2 separate regions of the Homo sapiens genome follow, and region 1 is linked to region 2. A link is an interaction called in ENCODE POLR2A ChIA-PET data of the cell type or tissue named here. Cell type or tissue: A673. All regions are shown on one strand. Links, peaks and the distances in the headings refer to the core of each region. The heading gives the core; the rest is flanking DNA. Region 1 overlaps IMMP2L (inner mitochondrial membrane peptidase subunit 2). Region 2 overlaps IMMP2L (inner mitochondrial membrane peptidase subunit 2).

Evidence for each region. Peaks named below come from ENCODE experiments on the same cell type or tissue, not always from the same donor. Only the 100,000 strongest peaks of a DNase experiment are listed, where the experiment ranks them.
Region 1: POLR2A ChIA-PET joins it to region 2 with 6 read pairs; 2 of 35 experiments call an interaction of 5 or more read pairs at or near these places.

Annotation. Positions count from the first base shown.
Region 1 is chr7:110,984,122-110,992,466 of GRCh38, reverse strand. The region is part of intron 3 of IMMP2L (inner mitochondrial membrane peptidase subunit 2); the gene reads left to right. Among named protein-coding and RNA genes, the nearest start is that of LRRN3, 100 kb to the left of the region's middle. In A673, for the core only: no CTCF peak of the experiment used is centred there; no DNase peak of the experiment used is centred there.
Region 2 is chr7:111,134,736-111,143,080 of GRCh38, reverse strand. All of the region lies in intron 3 of IMMP2L (inner mitochondrial membrane peptidase subunit 2), which reads left to right. Among named protein-coding and RNA genes, the nearest start is that of LRRN3, 48 kb to the right of the region's middle. RefSeq lists a silencer at 7,082-7,282. In A673, for the core only: no CTCF peak of the experiment used is centred there; a DNase peak (open chromatin) is centred at 4,690; H3K4me3 peaks cover 957 bases; H3K27ac peaks cover 1,638 bases.

The DNA.
Region 1 (8,345 bases), core at 93-8,092, 150 kb after region 2:
ATTGATGCATTATTATTATACCTATTTCTTTGTTAATATTTATGAACTACATACTTTATGCCTAGTATGCTTGAAATTGGTATCAAATCTAGTTATGTTATGCAAATCTAGTTATTTAGCATGTTATTTAATGTTAAATAAGTAGTTTGGTATTTAAGTTACTGAAACCATAGGAAATATTTACTTTAGTAAGCATGTTGCCAAAATCTGTAGCTATTGCAATTTCTAATTAATAAATATTTATTAAATGTTTGTTATATATAATGCATTACGCTGGGGGGCACAGAAAATGTAGAGCACTACAAGATTTTTTATACCTTCAACGGACTTATAATCTCTCAGAGAAGTAAAGAAATGTACATATAATTGTAGCATGTATTATAATTGATGCAATGAAAAACATGAAATACGGTCAAGGTTTAAATAAAAATACAACTGTCAGGTACAAGCAGTTTCTTTTTAAAGAGAGGATGCTTAAGAAAAGTCTTGGCCAATGGATATGATATGATTGGCAAAATTGAGTAGCCTTTTCCAGGCAGAGGAAACATCCTAAGTGAAAGCAAAGAGGAGAGCATGATCTAAATTTGGAGTCGAGTAGGTCAACCAGGTGCAGAAGGTAAGCCTGAAGAGTAATATTGTCAGGGGTGGACGGTTATTGTGGAAACCATGTGTGCCAGAAGAAGGTGTTTTTAAGTATTTTGATTCATAGATAATAGGAAGTCATTGTAGTAGTAGTAGTAATAGTAACCACTGTGGGGTTACTACTATTATGGTTGTGAGAGCTGTATATTTCCTAAGCAATTAGCAGAGTCTACTAGTAGTGTGTCTTTCAAAAAGTAGATTAGTTAGTTGGTCTGGGTCTGGAGACAATTGCTATACCCTTCAGAAGGAGGGCCAGCATGGCCCTATGGAACTAGGTTTCCCATTTAGAAAAGGCCTGAAATGAGGGTTTTTAATGTTACCATGGAGTGACAAAGACACACTGACCAGATTAAAAAAATGATGGCGTTTTGCTCCTATTACTAGACCACACCACCGTTAGTAAATTGTAAAATATTCATTATGATGATAATAAATTCTAATTATTTTATGAATGGTGGAATTATATTGCATTGCATTTTTTCAATGTTGAACATGTTAATCGGTTAAATATAAACATTTAGAGTAAGCCACGCTATACGTAGTCCTGTTTTGACCTTCTTCATTTTTTAACATGGTGGGAGCCTCAAGAAACGAAGTGACATGGGCCATTTTTGACCTCAGAGATGCTTTGTCAAGGCTATAATATTTTCTTGTATGTTCAGAGCATTATCATTTATTAATCTTCTGTAGACTTTGCATTGATCATCCTAAATGATGTGGTTTGAAATACCAGTACTATGTAAACAGCTCATAGGATTTGTGCTAATCCAGTGTAACTCATGAAATTTACTTTTAATTATGAAACACACATTTTCATATTATTGCATGAAAATTAGAAAAGTTTTCTTTCCAAGAGAGGACAAAGAAAGGGCATTAAAATGTGCTATTAATAAAAGGTGCCAATATGAATATGAGGTTTATTCTTGGCCAGCAACACTTCAGATTTTGCCATTGTTGAGGGTTTATAGCCCAGGACAGTACAGTTAGGTCTAATGGGTCTAACTTTCTGTATCACACAATTGGAAAACCAAGATAGATTTTTAAGTAAGAAATGGTGTTCCCAGGTTTGTGTTTTAAAAGCCAATCCTGGTGTAAGTTAACTTAAAGTAGATTGGCACTGGCATTAGGGAGCCTGGTTAGGAGGCTTACACAGCAACCCAGCTACCAGATAATGAAGGGTTGGATTTGGAAAGTGACAAAGAAAAGGAGAGTTTCTGAGGCAAAAATCAAAACCAGTCAGTCTGACCCCAGTGCCTATGATATTTCTACAATTTCAGCTTCCTCATGAAAAAGAAGTATGGCAAGGGCTCTATCCTCTTGGTACTTATAATCTGGTTAGGGTATAACTAAAATAATTAAGATTAAACATTTAGAAGAATGGTGCTATCTCTGAGTACAGCAGGGGTGATAAATGTTGGTATAAAAATGTGTCCTTCTGTGATCTAAAATGTGGCCCATTTAGATTTCCTATAAATCTATTAGAATATTTAAGTTTGAATCTTTGGCTAGGATTATTTGTGAAGGCAACAGCCATGCATTTTAAGATTTTCTTAAATTCACAAAGATAGTTATTTAAATGATACTTAATGTTTTCATGCTATTGGGAGGAAATTATAAATTTATTTATAGTTACAAAGCATTAAGGATATTGTCACAGTATGTATATAATTAAATTCCTTATTTGTGTGGCTATGTAGTCATATATATTTATTTGAATCATTGATTTATACATCCTTATTTGCTGTTGCTGCTTTGTGCTTTTATTCTGATCCATACACAGAAAATAATGTATGGGCTTTTATTGAGCAAATCTCTTGATGGAAAGTAATTCCTGATGCATCAATCAACAGAGAATTGGTGGGACAAAATAGCATCGGTTTTTGTTTACATAGCTTAATAGTAAATACTCAGAATTTTTTTCTTTATTGAAATTATTAAATAAAAAATATATTCCAATAAAAGTAGGTGTTATTAACTTTTTCCCTGCCAACATTTCTTTTAAAAGGTTTTTTCTAATGTTTTAAAAAACATTTGCCCATCAGATATGTGAGGGAAAGAGATAAAGTACATATTTTTAATTTTGTTTTTATCTTTTATTGTAAAACAGCTTTAAAATTTTGTCATTGGTGTATATTTAGTTATATATTAATATTTTTATTTAGAAATATTTTATTATAAGTACAATAAATATTTATTTTCAAAAACGAGAATTGCCCATAAAAATAGAAAATTAACCTATACTACCAATACTCAAATATAGCCACCAGAATAACTTTTTTTTTTTTTTTTTTTTGGGAGACAGAGTCTTCTTCTGTTGCCCAGGCTGGAGTGCTCACTACATCCTTGACCTCCTAGGCTCACCTGATCCTCCCACCTCAGCCTCCCGAGTTGCTGGGACCACCAGTGTATGCCACTGCACCCAGCTAATTTTCATTTTTAAAAAATTTTTTTGTAGAAGTGGGATCTTGTCATGTTGCCCAGGCTGGTCTCATACTTCTGGGCTTAAGGGATCCTCCCACTTCGGTCTCCTAAAATGTTGAGATTATAGGCATGAGTCACCACAGCTGGCCAGAAATAACATCTTTTTTTTTGAGACAGTTTCACTCTTGTTGCCCAGGCTGGAGTGCAATGGCACGATCTTGGCTCACCGCAATCTCTGCCACCCAGTTTCAAGCGATTCTCCTGTCTCAACCTCTCTAGTAGCTGGGATTACAGGCATGTGCCACGACACCCGGCTAATTTTGTATTTTTAGCAGAGATGAGGTTTCTCCATGTTGGTCAGGCTGGTGTCAAACTCCCAGCCTCAGGTGATCTGCCGCCTCGGTCCCCCAAAGTGCTGGCATTACAGACATGAGCCACCGCACCTGGCAAAAGAACATATTAATGTCTATCTTTCCAGACTTTTTCTCCCAGAGGATCATTTTTATAGTTTTTATAAAAATGAGATTATATTGAACATACTATATTTATGTGTCTTAAATATAATATGATAATCCTTCCAAATTATCAGATATTATTCTACAACATCATGTTTTTTGAATACATACTATTCCTTTTTAGGAATACAATAATTCACTTAACTCCTCCCTTATTTGTAATGTTTGGATTATTTTTAATCTTTTCAAAAATAGTTCCTTTTATTTTTTAATGGCACACGCAAATAGAATCTGGGCATGTATATAGACCAGGTTTTTTTTGCTGCCTTACTGTGCTTTGTGACATACTGCTATGACCTCATTTTTACCTCTTTTTCCCTGTACACATGTAGCAAAGGTTGCTATCCATTTACTAGAGTCGGTGCTTTCCTTTTCTTCCTGTGCATCAACTAGACCACATTTCACAGCTTCTCTTGCAGTTACTGTGGCCACATCACAATATTCTAGCCAAAGAAATGTGACTAGAAGTCATATGCACCAATTATAGATCTGTTTCCAAGATATTTCCCATGCTTGAACCTCTACTATCTGTTTCTTTCCTACTGACTGGGATGGAGGCAACTCCTAGGCTAACCTTGGAAGCTGTGTGTTGATGATGGAAGAGCCATTGACAACCCAGCTCCTGCATAATAGAGTAAAGCTGCCTTGCCCCTATGGCTGCTACCAAACTGAAGCACTTTGGACTGTTATTTGAGCTATAAGTGAACTTTGATTGGATTTGAGCTATTGTGCATTTTTAGTGCACTTTGTTAGAGCAGTTAGTTTAGGCTGCTTTATCATATAACCCTAAATCTTACCTCCTTAATCTTCTAAATACTGAGAATTAAGGCTCTACTTTGTTCTCCATAGTCAGCTTCCCATACTATTTAGTTACCTTTTTCCTTTCTCCATTTGTTTTTCTAACATTCTCTCTTTCACTGATCTAGAACTAAGCTGTTAAAAATTGATAACGGGATAATGAGCCATCCCTCAAGGGTATTTTTATTTTAGTAGACTATTTGGGGGAGATTCAAGACCTTAAGCTGAGACAGTAACAAATGCAATTTTAATTAATATTTTTAAATGAATGTAATGGTTCTTAACTAAATCATAGAGCCATGTTGCCCATACCATCTATGATATGTTAACAGGTTTTAGGCCAAAAAGATATTCTGTTCTTAAAGACATTTCGACACCTGCACACTGTACCCATCTGTTGGCAGTGTACAGTTCATATGAGCATATGAAAGGCTGTGAGAAACATTGCAGTAAATAAACCCATCTCCTTTCTCTATCCTAGTGTTTCCAAAGTTTAATTTCCCATAGAAGCCTTCTTAAGGTTCTACCATTAACATCTTGGAAAACTAGCATTCCTAAAACTAGTGTTCCCTGGAACGCAGTTTGGGAAATGCTATCCCAGAATATTAGAATCCAAGGAAACTTTGACATACTTGACTGAGAAAAACAAATGAGAAGGACCATTTTAAATTTTGCCTGTAGTTCAAAAGAGATAAGTGGTTCTGATTCAAATAAAGTTGTCATTGCATTTTCAGAAACAGGTTTACTGAGTGGAATGCAGTGCCTTGCCAATAGCTGTCAACTCTGATTACCCTTTCCCCTGTCAAGAGTTTAAAAATAACAAGAACACTTGCATTTGTGAGAATTCAACTATTATTTTCTTCCTTGACATCTTTATAAGTATTATATATTATTTAATTCAGTCAGGTAATTAGTTCAACCTGCTTCTTTCTTGAATTTTAAGTTAGTACCTGTCCATATACTATAGGTAAATAGAAAAGTGATGAATTCTTGAAATTGGCATTTATTCTAAGTTTATCCTGTCTATCCACTAGATTGATATATATTTTTCCTACTCTACTATTGTCCATCAGTAAAGAATTTTTTACTATTTCGGTGAGAGTTAACTGGATATTCTAATCATAACATTATATAGGACTTTATCTTACCTCAGGAAAATAGGTGACCCAAGAAGAAAAATATTTAAAAGATAAAATATGTGGAGCCCTATAGCCAATGTTTGGGGTGTTTGGGTGTTTTCTTGAAGTAGAGATTTTTTTTTTTTTTTTTACTAACTAAGAAGATATATTTCAATCCACCCTAGTGATAGTGTCACAACACTGGAGGGGTGTTAAAGATCTTGTTTTACAAATAAGCCAGCTGAGGCCAAGAGAAGCTATGAGATTTGACCAACAATCAAAACTAAATTTCCCAACTCTGGAGTTTGTATTCTCTCCTCCATTTTATGCTGTTTCTCATTTATCTTTTAAAAATTCTGTTAGCTGGAAGAAGCTTCACACCAGGGATAATAGGTGACAAGCTCTAAGGCAAGATTCGTAAGAGACCTGGGAAGCCTCAAAACTGAGATTATTTTCCCCACAACCTGTCCTGTTTGATACAGTAGAGATAGACTCCTTCATATCTTTAAGATTTTTCCATTTTTAATGGCCTCTTTAAAAAAGGTAAATATGCCTGGAGGAATCTCTCCTAAACTCATGCTGAGTTAAAATTTTATCTCAGATTAGCTGATCAAATTGGTTTCTAACCACGAGAGCTGAGAACAACACCCTAGGTGAGGAGGGGGCATCATGGGCCAGGGGTAGGAAGTTGGTGTAACAGGGTCCTAGAACTTTGCCTAACCAAGTGTAACCAGGAAAAGCTCAAACTTTGTTTTTTTTTTAAGCTCAGCATATTTTAAATGAAATTAATTCTGAGCAGATAGATGGAATCATTGATACTGTATGACAGAAGTTAGAGCCAGGTGGCAACAACTTGGATTTGCCAACGCACATCTATGTTGAAAGCTTAAATTTCCCTCAAAGAGTTAATAAACTAATAAGCTAATTTTATCTGATATTGCCTTTCACTTAGTATGATAGCTGGTTATACTTGGAATAATTTTCTTTTATTTTGTATTCCTAGTGAGCTTCCTATGTTTGCTCAAGTTTGTAAGCTGTATTCTTATTAAATTATCATTACGTTGGTAAATGTGATTAGTTGCTTTTTGTTTTCACTTTTAAAACTTGCATTCTAATGTAATTCTTCTCCTTTGGGGATAGTATTGTTTTCATTTTTATTAATGACATTCAATTTCTGTCAATGGATATCAAATAAAATACAACTTTGTCGGCTTTGAGAAAAAGTACTTTCTGATTTTGATGCTCTAACTCAGTTGAGGGGGAAAACTGAAGAACTTCAGTATTTTCATGTTGTAAATGTTTTATTATTTCATTCTTAACAAATATGGAGTTTATTTCTATAAAAATTAAAACATTCACACACTTTTAAAAGTAGTTTTAAACTTGACTAACATACTTTATTTATATTGTCATGGTAATATCATCAACTATAACTATGTTAAACAAAGAAAACTTGAATAGTGAAACTCTGCATCTTTGTTCCTGATTTGTGACACCAACTTACTATTTTTTAAGAACTTTTCAAATAATGTTTCTTAAATTTCATAGCAATAATCCTCATGATTTGTTGTAATATAGATTCTTGATCCTTAGAGGTCTGAGGAAGGGCCAAAGAGTCTGCATTTTTAACAAGCAAGTTACAGAAAACAATTTGAGAAAACTGGCCTATATTAGTTTTCCATTGCTGCTGTAATAAATTACTACAGACTTAGTGACTTAAAACAACAAATGTTTATTATGTTATAGTTCTGTAGTTCAGAGGTCCAACAAAGGTCTCAGTGGGCTAAATTAAAGTGTCAGTAAGGTTGAGTTCCTTTCTGGAGGCTCTAGGGGAGAATTTGTTTTCTTGCCTTTTCTAACTCCTTGCCTGCTTTTTGTAGTTCATGGTCTCCCTCTTCCATCTTCAAAGTTGGCAACAAAACATCTCTCTAACACTGTGTTGCCATCTCATCTTTTTCTCTGACTCTTTTTTTTCTGCCACCTCTTTCCCCTTTTAAAGACCCTGTGATTACATTGAGCCCACCTGAATAATTGAATTATCTCTGTATTTTAAAATAGGGACCCAAAGGTCCATTGATTAGCAAACTTAATTTCCCTTTGCTATGAAAGCTCACGTATTTACAGGTTCTGGGGATTTGGATGTGGCCATCTTTGAAGGGCCATTATTTTGCCTGCCATACTAGCTTTACAAATTTAAGATGCACGATCATACTTGAAAATATTATTGATTTTTGTTTCCTAAGTGTTTTTACTAAAATTAGGTTAAGCCCCGACTAAGAAGAAAATATTAGAAGTCTTTTATCAACAAAATATTTTTATTAAAATAAGCCTAAACATTGACTATTACCACGAATTTTTAACAAGATAAAATATCACTAGTAAAAGATTTAAAGAAATATGAATACCTAAGTCAAATTATTACTATGTTTTTCAAATTTAGTCCCTATTACAACTCTGCTTAGTACTGGTTTTACCTCTTATGCAACGTAAATTATTAGCTCTTGTGTAGTATATTCACACTTCTAGTGTTTTGAGACTGAATCTAAAGCACTGTATTTAAAATATTCATGTATTTCATTTGATAATACTAAATATTTTCGTGAATTTGATCTAGAAACTGTGGGAGTCTGCTTTTACAGATTTCCTGTCTCCTTTAAAAATCTAGGTGGTTTTTTTTTTTTGGTGATAAGTAACATACCACTCAACTAGCTTAAGCAAACAGTGAATATTTAAAATTAATCTGATATCTGACGTGACCCATTTTTGTCTCTGTTTCTTTCTAAACCAGATTTCATTGTGTCAGAGTATATGGGACCATATATGACTAACCCATGTGTCTGCATTTACATGT
Region 2 (8,345 bases), core at 276-8,275:
CTTTTTTGACCTCAGAACAAATGTAAAGCATTGATTGGAGCACACACAAAAGTTAGGAAATATGCTGCTTGGCAACTGAGTAAAAGTAAATATATAGTCTCTTAAACTTCCAAAAAAGTATACAATAGTACAGGATGGGTTCTATTCACAAGCTTTCTGTCTGTAACGTAAAAGATATCACTATCTAAAAATAAAATCAGAATGATGAATTTCAGTGACAACAATAAAAGTTTTGGGACCGTGAGAGTTGTTCATCTAATTGAGGGCACTGCCTTTTCTTGTCCTCAGGTATAGGATATTGCTCCATTTTAAGCCATTGAGGGAGAAGGGCTTTGTATTTAAATTGCAAGCTAATAAATAGTCTTTTTCTCATTAACACACATGACCTTTATGATATGTGCTCTCATGCATACTGGCCCAATTTCTCAGTCTCTGTTAATGATGTTTGGAACCTCTGTTTAACATGAATTATTTTCTACCTGAATCCCTGTAAATTCACGATAGGTGTTAATTGTAGTGATCTGCTTGTCCTGTTCAGGAAAGAAAAATATCAAAATGAACCCTACTTGTTGCACTTTTTCTGATTACTTCAATATGTGTATAAAATGATACTATTTATGAAAGTTATGCAGGCAGCTTTGTAATACTTCTGATATTATGATATTATATATAATACATGGGTTTCTTACTTCAAATTAAGCTCTTTTCTATTCTTTCTTTCTTTCTTTCTTTCTTTCTTTTTTTTTTTTTTTTTTGAGACAGAGTCTCACCCTGTTGCCCAGGCTGGAGCACAGTGGCGCGATCTTGGCTCACTGCAACCTCTACCACCTGGGTTCAAGCTATTCTTGTGCCTCAGCCTCCTGAGTAGCTGGGATTACAGGCATGTGCCACCACACCCAGCTAATTTTTGTGTTTTTAGTAGAGATGAGGTTTCACCATGTTGGCCAGGCTGGTCTCGCACTCCCGATCTCAGGTCATCTGCCTACCTTGGCCTCCTAAAGTGGTGGTATTAGAGGCATGAGCCACCGTGCCTGACCCTGTGTTCAGATTTTCATGTATGCAAAATTGAATACTGATCTTTAGGCACAGTGGCTCATGCCTGCAATCCTAGCACTTTGGGAGGCTAAGACAGGAGGATCTCTTGAGGCCAAGAGTTCGATACCAGCCTGGGCAACATAGTGAGACCCTGTCTCTACAAAAACAAAATTAAAAATTAGCCAGGCATGGTGGTGCACACCTGTAGCCCTAGCTTTTTGGGAGCCTGAGGCAGGAGGATCACTTTAGCCCAGCATTTTGAGACCAGCCTGGACTACATAGTGAGACCATTTCTTAAACAAACAAACAAACGAATGAACATCTCTAGCTCCTGGTTAAATATGATTGATTGAGCACGTGTGTTCATCTGTCCTCATTGAAATGTCACTAAAATGCCAATGAGGAATAAAAACCCCCATAAACCCACAATGATACAGAGGATGGGAAGGATACTATAGTAGACCAGAGATGTTTGCAGATTTATAATTCTATAGACAGTTTGGGAATAAATTATTGTAGGTAGATAGAAAATTAAGCAACCTAAAAAAAGATAAAGCTAAGGCAGTGATTATCTGTAGGGAATACAAAATTATACAAAAAAAAAAGAAAGAAATGTAACCCTGGCATACTATGTGGCTCAGGTCTAATAATTTATAATAATGTATATATTAATGTTGATTTAACAAAAAATTGTGATAAAATTATAATTTGAGGAAAGATTGGGAGGGGAAATGTGGAGGGGTTTAAGGGAGCTAAATTCACATTCTTTGTAGTATTATTTCAAAGGAATTAAATTGTATCAAAGACTTTAAAAGTAAACATTAGTATTATAAGTATGGAATTTGGTGGTAACACCAGAAAAAAAAAATCTGAGTTAATTTTATTGATTCTCTTTTGCTTTCTCCATCCCCAGTCACCCCAGAGCCTACAGACACTAATGCATAGGGTAGAGACGATTGCAGCTGGAAGATCTGAGTGCTAGTCCTGACTCTTTCACCAACTAGCCATTCATTTTTCAATTTAAAAAGTCATATTATTTCATAATTCTTAAACCACTTCATCACCCAAGTTCTGTACTATGTCTCATAGATATTTTCCTCTATTATAAGCAGAGTATGTAAGAAGAAACTATTTCCAGCAGCTCTCTCAAATGTATTAATTTCTTATTTGCTTTGTCACTCAGTCATTTACCTAAGTGGCTTTAGAATTACTCTTTCAGTGGAAGAATAGACTATTTTTCTTCTTAAATGGCCGAACAGTCTTAATAACTTGGGGGATAGCATGGAATTACATTTGCATGAATGAAGAGCAATAGTTTCTTTGGTTGGGGCAGATGGAAATATTTTCAGTTCTACATCCTGTGACATTTGTGAGAAGTTCAGATATTTCCAAAATTGCAAAAAGCCATCTGGCCAAAATGGCTTGGCCCTGTTAACTTATTTAGCCCTTCCCAATTACATTTCTTAGCTTTCTCATGTCTTACGTTCTCAGTTTTTACAAAGTTTATTCAACAGTGAATATGATAGTAAATGATGCATAGTGTTTTGAAAGGCACCCAGCTATTACATTGAATTTTATTTAGGTTTCAGAACCCTGTAGATTGAATGGGCATGCAGAAAATATCCAGTATTGATGCACCTGGGCTCAGGAAGACATGATCTTGTCCAAAGGTTCATATTAGCCAGGTCATTGCTACTTCATGTCATATCTGCCTTTGCCAACCAGTTTTTTGTTGTTATTGTTGTTTTACAGGGCAGTAAAGAGCAGCTGATAATAGACACAAGCCAACATTTAATGAAGTCAAGTAAGCTAATACTTAAAGTAGACAGAAGGCTTTGTCCTCTGAAATCCCCCCTGAGTCTTGGTCTCCCTCTTTCCTTCTTGCCCCAACTCTGTCTTTTCTCTGTCTCTTTTTTCTTCCCTTGCCTTTTAGTTCTTATGTCTCACTGTTTTTAGTTGGTTTCCTTAATTTGAGTCTCTCTTCTTTCTTTTCTGATCTTTATTTTCAGTCCTGTTCATTGAACTCCAAGAAAATAACATATGTAGGAAATGTAATTCTAACTGTGGTTTAGTAGATGAGACCATGGAAGGCTAGGAGGTAACTGTAGAATTAAAAATTAGAGTTTCAGTTTTTGAAGAGTGTTGCCAACAGCACAGGCAATCTTGTCAGAGAAAGAATTATCCTAGTTTTTCCTTTTGCTGGGAAATTGTGAGTTGAACCAGATTTCCAGCAAGCAAAATACATTTTAATAGGTATTCTCTTTTCCTAGCTCAAAATAGTTTTTTTTATTTAGAGGAAAATGTATTTTGTTTCTACTTGAGGAATTTGAGGTTTATTGCTATTTTTATAAAGTGAATAGACACTATTTTATGTGTCTTCTGTTACAAAAAGAACAACTTTCTAGATGGGAGAGATGATTAACTTGCATATCAGGGTTAGGCTAATTACTACTATCTGTAATTTTCCCAAAATATATCTGGAAGCTGCTTAATTGCTATAGCATTTTTAAAAAATCTCTTTCCTTTCTCATAGTTTTTCCCACCATAGATAATTCTCAATTATTTCAGGGAAGTTGCCTATCTTTGTATCCCCTGAAGCTTCTAACATTTTAGTTTCTTAGTAAATACTTGTTGAACAAAAAGAAATACCAATCTAGTCCAGTCTCTGGCAGTAAATACTTGTTGAACAAAAAGAAATACCAACCTAGTCCAGTCTCTGGCCCTTGTTACCTGTTTTTTGTAGTTTGTTACCTGTTCATAGAATCATTTAGGATTTTTGCTTCTGGGTAATAGTGCCACTGTAATTCCCAGAGCTTTAAAATGGTGTCTTAATTTAGATCTTTTGTTAGCTCCGTTCCAAAATTTCTTCCTCATTGTACAATGTAAATAGGGCAAAGATAAAAAAATCCAGGCTTATTCCTTTTTTTTGGTGAAATACTAGATATCAAATGGATATCACATTCATTTATTTGTTCATTATTCTCACAATAGCCAAATCGAATCTTAAATAAAGGGATCAATAGAGATGATTTAAAAGATCATGTCAACTGAAAAACATTTAGCAGTATGGCATTTTCTCCTATAGTTGTGGTCTTTGAATACATCATAATTTTCAATATTTTCCCTTCCTAGAAAATAAATACAGGCAATCTCTGTTGCCTTAAAGGGTTTTACAAGTAAGTTTTATTACTTGAGGGTGCAGAAATGCCAAGCTATTCCAGGCAAGTGACCAAATAATGTCTGGGACTCTTTTTCTGGCAAAACAACTAACTATCTTTTCAGGTTCATGAGAACCAAATAGGACTTCAGCTGATTTTTTTTCTTTTAAAATAGAATTATCTATTGGCAGGACCTTATCTCTAATCTTTTTCTAGCTTTCTGTTTTCTTGTAGGACTATTTTGATTTATTGTGAGCCATTTTGCAGGGTTTTATTTACAAGTTTTACCTAACTTGGAACAAGAAATAACATTTGTTTGTTTGCAGATGCCTAGTACAATGTAAAATAGCATAAGCGGTTATATAAGAAACAATGAATTATATTGCCTATGTAATACAAAGTAGCTACCACAACTAAAGAGAAAGACAAGCTACTTCCTTCTTACTTTGATCTTATGGCCCCTGGAGTTAATTTGGGGCAGGAAATGCCAGTGCTGGAGGGCTGCCACGTCATTGGACAAAGTGAGAGCTTTTGGTTATTTTCTTTATGAGCTGTCACCCTAGTTTTGCTAGTGCTGAAGTGACAATAGCAGAAGAAAAGCTTTAGCTAAAGGGACCTTGTTTTTTTCCAGTGGAACAAAAACATCAAGATTACTCTAGGCAATATGACATTATTCACATTCACTAAATCTTTTGAAAAGAATGAATGGAGTACCTTTTTGTATTTTAAAGTAGGTTTATACAAAGGTGTAGCACAAGGCTGGTCACGGTGGCTCAGGCCTGTAATCCCAGCCTTTTGGGAGGCCTAGGGGAGCAGATAGCTTTGAGCTCAGGAGCTCGAGACCAGCCTGCGCAACATGGGGAAACCCCATTTGTACAAAAAAAACCCCACAAAAATTAGCTGGGTGTGGTGGCTCATGCCAGTAATCCCAGCTCCTCAGGAAGCTGAGGCTGGAGGATCACTTGAGCCTGGGAAGCAGAGGTTGCAGGGAGCTGAGATCATGTCACTGTACTCCAGGCTGGGAAACAGAGTGAGACCCTGTCTAAAAACAAAAAACCAAAACCAAAAGTTGTAGCATATACATCTGTACTTTAACTGAATGAGATTTTTAAAGTATAATTTCTTAAATCATTCATATTAAAGTTCTCATAAAAATCCAAGACTAGTTTCTGTTCTCCTTTGTTAGAGCTGTTGAAATACCACTTAGTTTTTAGAAATGGACTGCTTCTGACTGTGCTTTTATCATTCAGAGCATTGAAGTAGTAATTTAATATTTTTATTCCTCAAATCAAATTATTTTTTTCCTATCTTTGCTCTGCTTCTTGGCTTATCAAGCTTGATTATTATATTTGCCTTTTCTTATTTTGAGCAATGTGGTCTGAGTGTATGAAATAGAAAAAAATGATCTTACTAAGTAGATAAAACAATATGGTGGTGTTTTTGCATAATGGAAAAATTGTGAATTCTGGCTTAACGTATTTTTTTTGACATGATTAGGAAATGGTGAAATGAATAATTACCAACTAACACTGATTAAAATTCTTTACTTCCAATGGAAAATACCATTTTTATAAGGTATCCAGATGGCTCTTCCAGCATGCTTATTATTATAAATTGAATATAGAATGAGTCTTCTCGTAAATAAAGCGTACTTTATTTCTGTTATACCACTATAAATGCTATCAAATAGCTGAGGTGGAGGAAATTTACCACATTTCCACCAAACCTTATTGCCACTAGAAAGTGAACTAACCCACCATATTTTTGCAGCATTTCAACATGACGAAGACTATATATCGTTAGCCTCTAGATTTATGCATTTCTGTTTGTTTGTAGTGAGATTCTTAATTCTGTGCTGTTATGATAATAACAGCAAGCTAACCACCTTTCAACAGCAAGCTAACCACCTTTCAACCTTTCAATTTGTTTAACATGGAGAACAAATCCCTGTCACTACCACCTGTAAAAACTTGCTAGTGATGTTCCTTAAAGTTCGTTACCTGAAATTTCTTACTGATAATATAAAATATGGTTGCTGAAAGAATCTTTCTCATAGAGGTTAAATGAGTTTATATGTCTGTTCATGCTTAGCATTTCCTAAGTGCTGGTGATGATGATATTGATGATGCTGTTAGCCACATCATTTGGGATCAAGTAGAATTATCTTTGTCCGTTTACAGCTGGCTTTGCTTCCATTTGAAAATAGTGCAGGAATTTGGTTAATACTACTCCAGAGATTAGAGATTAGCACACCTGGAGGACTGCATCCAATTTCTGGTACTATATTTTAAGAGAGACTTTAATGACTTGAATCATATCCAGAGAAGAGTGACCTGAATTGCTTTAAGGACATGGGTTTCTTCAGTATGGAACAAACAAAACTTAGAGAAAGGCTAGCATAATCAATAACTTGCAGGGCTGCCCTATGGGATGTAGATTAGATTCATTTTTTTTTATTTCTAAAATAGAATTGGTTAAGATTAGAAAGAAACAAATATCTCAGGCTACCATGAGATGGAAAAATCTATTTACTCCTAGGACTTTTAAAAAATGTAATAGGGTGGCTGGGCGCAGTGGCTCACGCCTGCAATCCCAACACTTTGGGAGGCCAAGGCGGGTGGATCATGAGGTCAGAAGTTCAAGACTAGCCTGGCCAAGATGGTGAAACCCTGTCTCTACTAAAAATACAAAAATTAGCCGGGCATGGTGGCGGGTGCCTGTAATCCCAGCTACTTGGGAGGCTGAGGCAGAGAATTGCATGAACCCAGGAGGCCGAGGTTGCAGTGAGCTGAGATCATGCCACTGCACTCCAGCCTGGGCAACAGAGCAAGACTCCGTCTCAAAAAAAAAAAAAATTGTAGGGTGACATATAAGCAACTGACCTACTATTTACTATATAATGGTAATGTCTGTCAGTCACATCATTGGGAGGTTTGAGGGCTGTAGGAGGATAACAGGATGGGCACTGAAGCCATCTTTTATTCTGAGATAAGAGGTCTTTGATGATACCTTGAAAGTGTGGGCAGCTCTAGTCTGGATTAAGAGTGAAATAGTGGAGTCAAGAGATAATATTATAAAGTTTGTCAAAGGCAGAATGACAGGCTTTTGTAATAGTGTATTTGGGAGACAGGGAGAATATGAGGCCTTCTTTTTTGTATGTTCTTGATTTTGTATAATAAGCATATGTTAATTCTGCAATAAAATATACTAAGTTATTAACATGTAAAAATTATTTCATATTTGAAATGGTGTATTTTAAAATAATAATGTGGCATCATGATGGTAATGTTGGGATTTCAAGTCAAGAACTTTGGAAGAGGTTTAATATTAAAATTATTTTCTGAAGCCAGAGTATTTAAAGATCACAGGGTTAGCTTTTCCCAATACAGTAAAAATCTTTATTGATAAGGCCCATCACTTCTAAGAAAGACACAGCTCTGTCACAGTGCTCACTTTGGAGGAATGGAAAGACTCAGTGGGATTGCAGATTTGTCTGAAAATATTTTTATTCAGTTTCTCCTTCCTTATGACCAATAATTCATCAAGGTAGGTTAGCATGGATAATAAATTAAATCCCAGGCATAATATGTATGAGTATGTCTTATATCTTAAAAAGTACTTTATAGATATGTAATCAGTAGAGTGTTATAATATCCTCATATTTGATTTTAGTTTCAAAATCAGGGGCCATTGGTCTCATAGATATTATGGTGTTTTATATCTTCTGGTTTCAGTAAAGCTAAAACTGGATTCATTTTTTTCCAGAATGAGATGACAGTTTGTGCCGAATTACTTACATGTTCTACCTGATATTCTGAGTATTCACACTGAAACAATTGGCCTGAGTAGTATAGCCTAGTATTGGGGTAGAATTTCCTTATCAATAAAATGAAAATTACTCTGTTAAATATATTTAGTAAATATTTTGTTTAAGAGGCTACCTGGCCCTTTTCTATTATTGATACCATAGTGAAATGGAACGGACACATCTGCTGTGGTGAGATGGAGTCCTCTCCACTAAATTAGGAGCTAGCATCAGGATATTAAAGAGGTCTTTTTAGAGTATATTCAGGTATGAGTATTTTAAATGTCACAGGAAGGTGGATGTGATGTGCTTTTATCCTATTTATTTTTTGTTTAGAATTTTCTCTT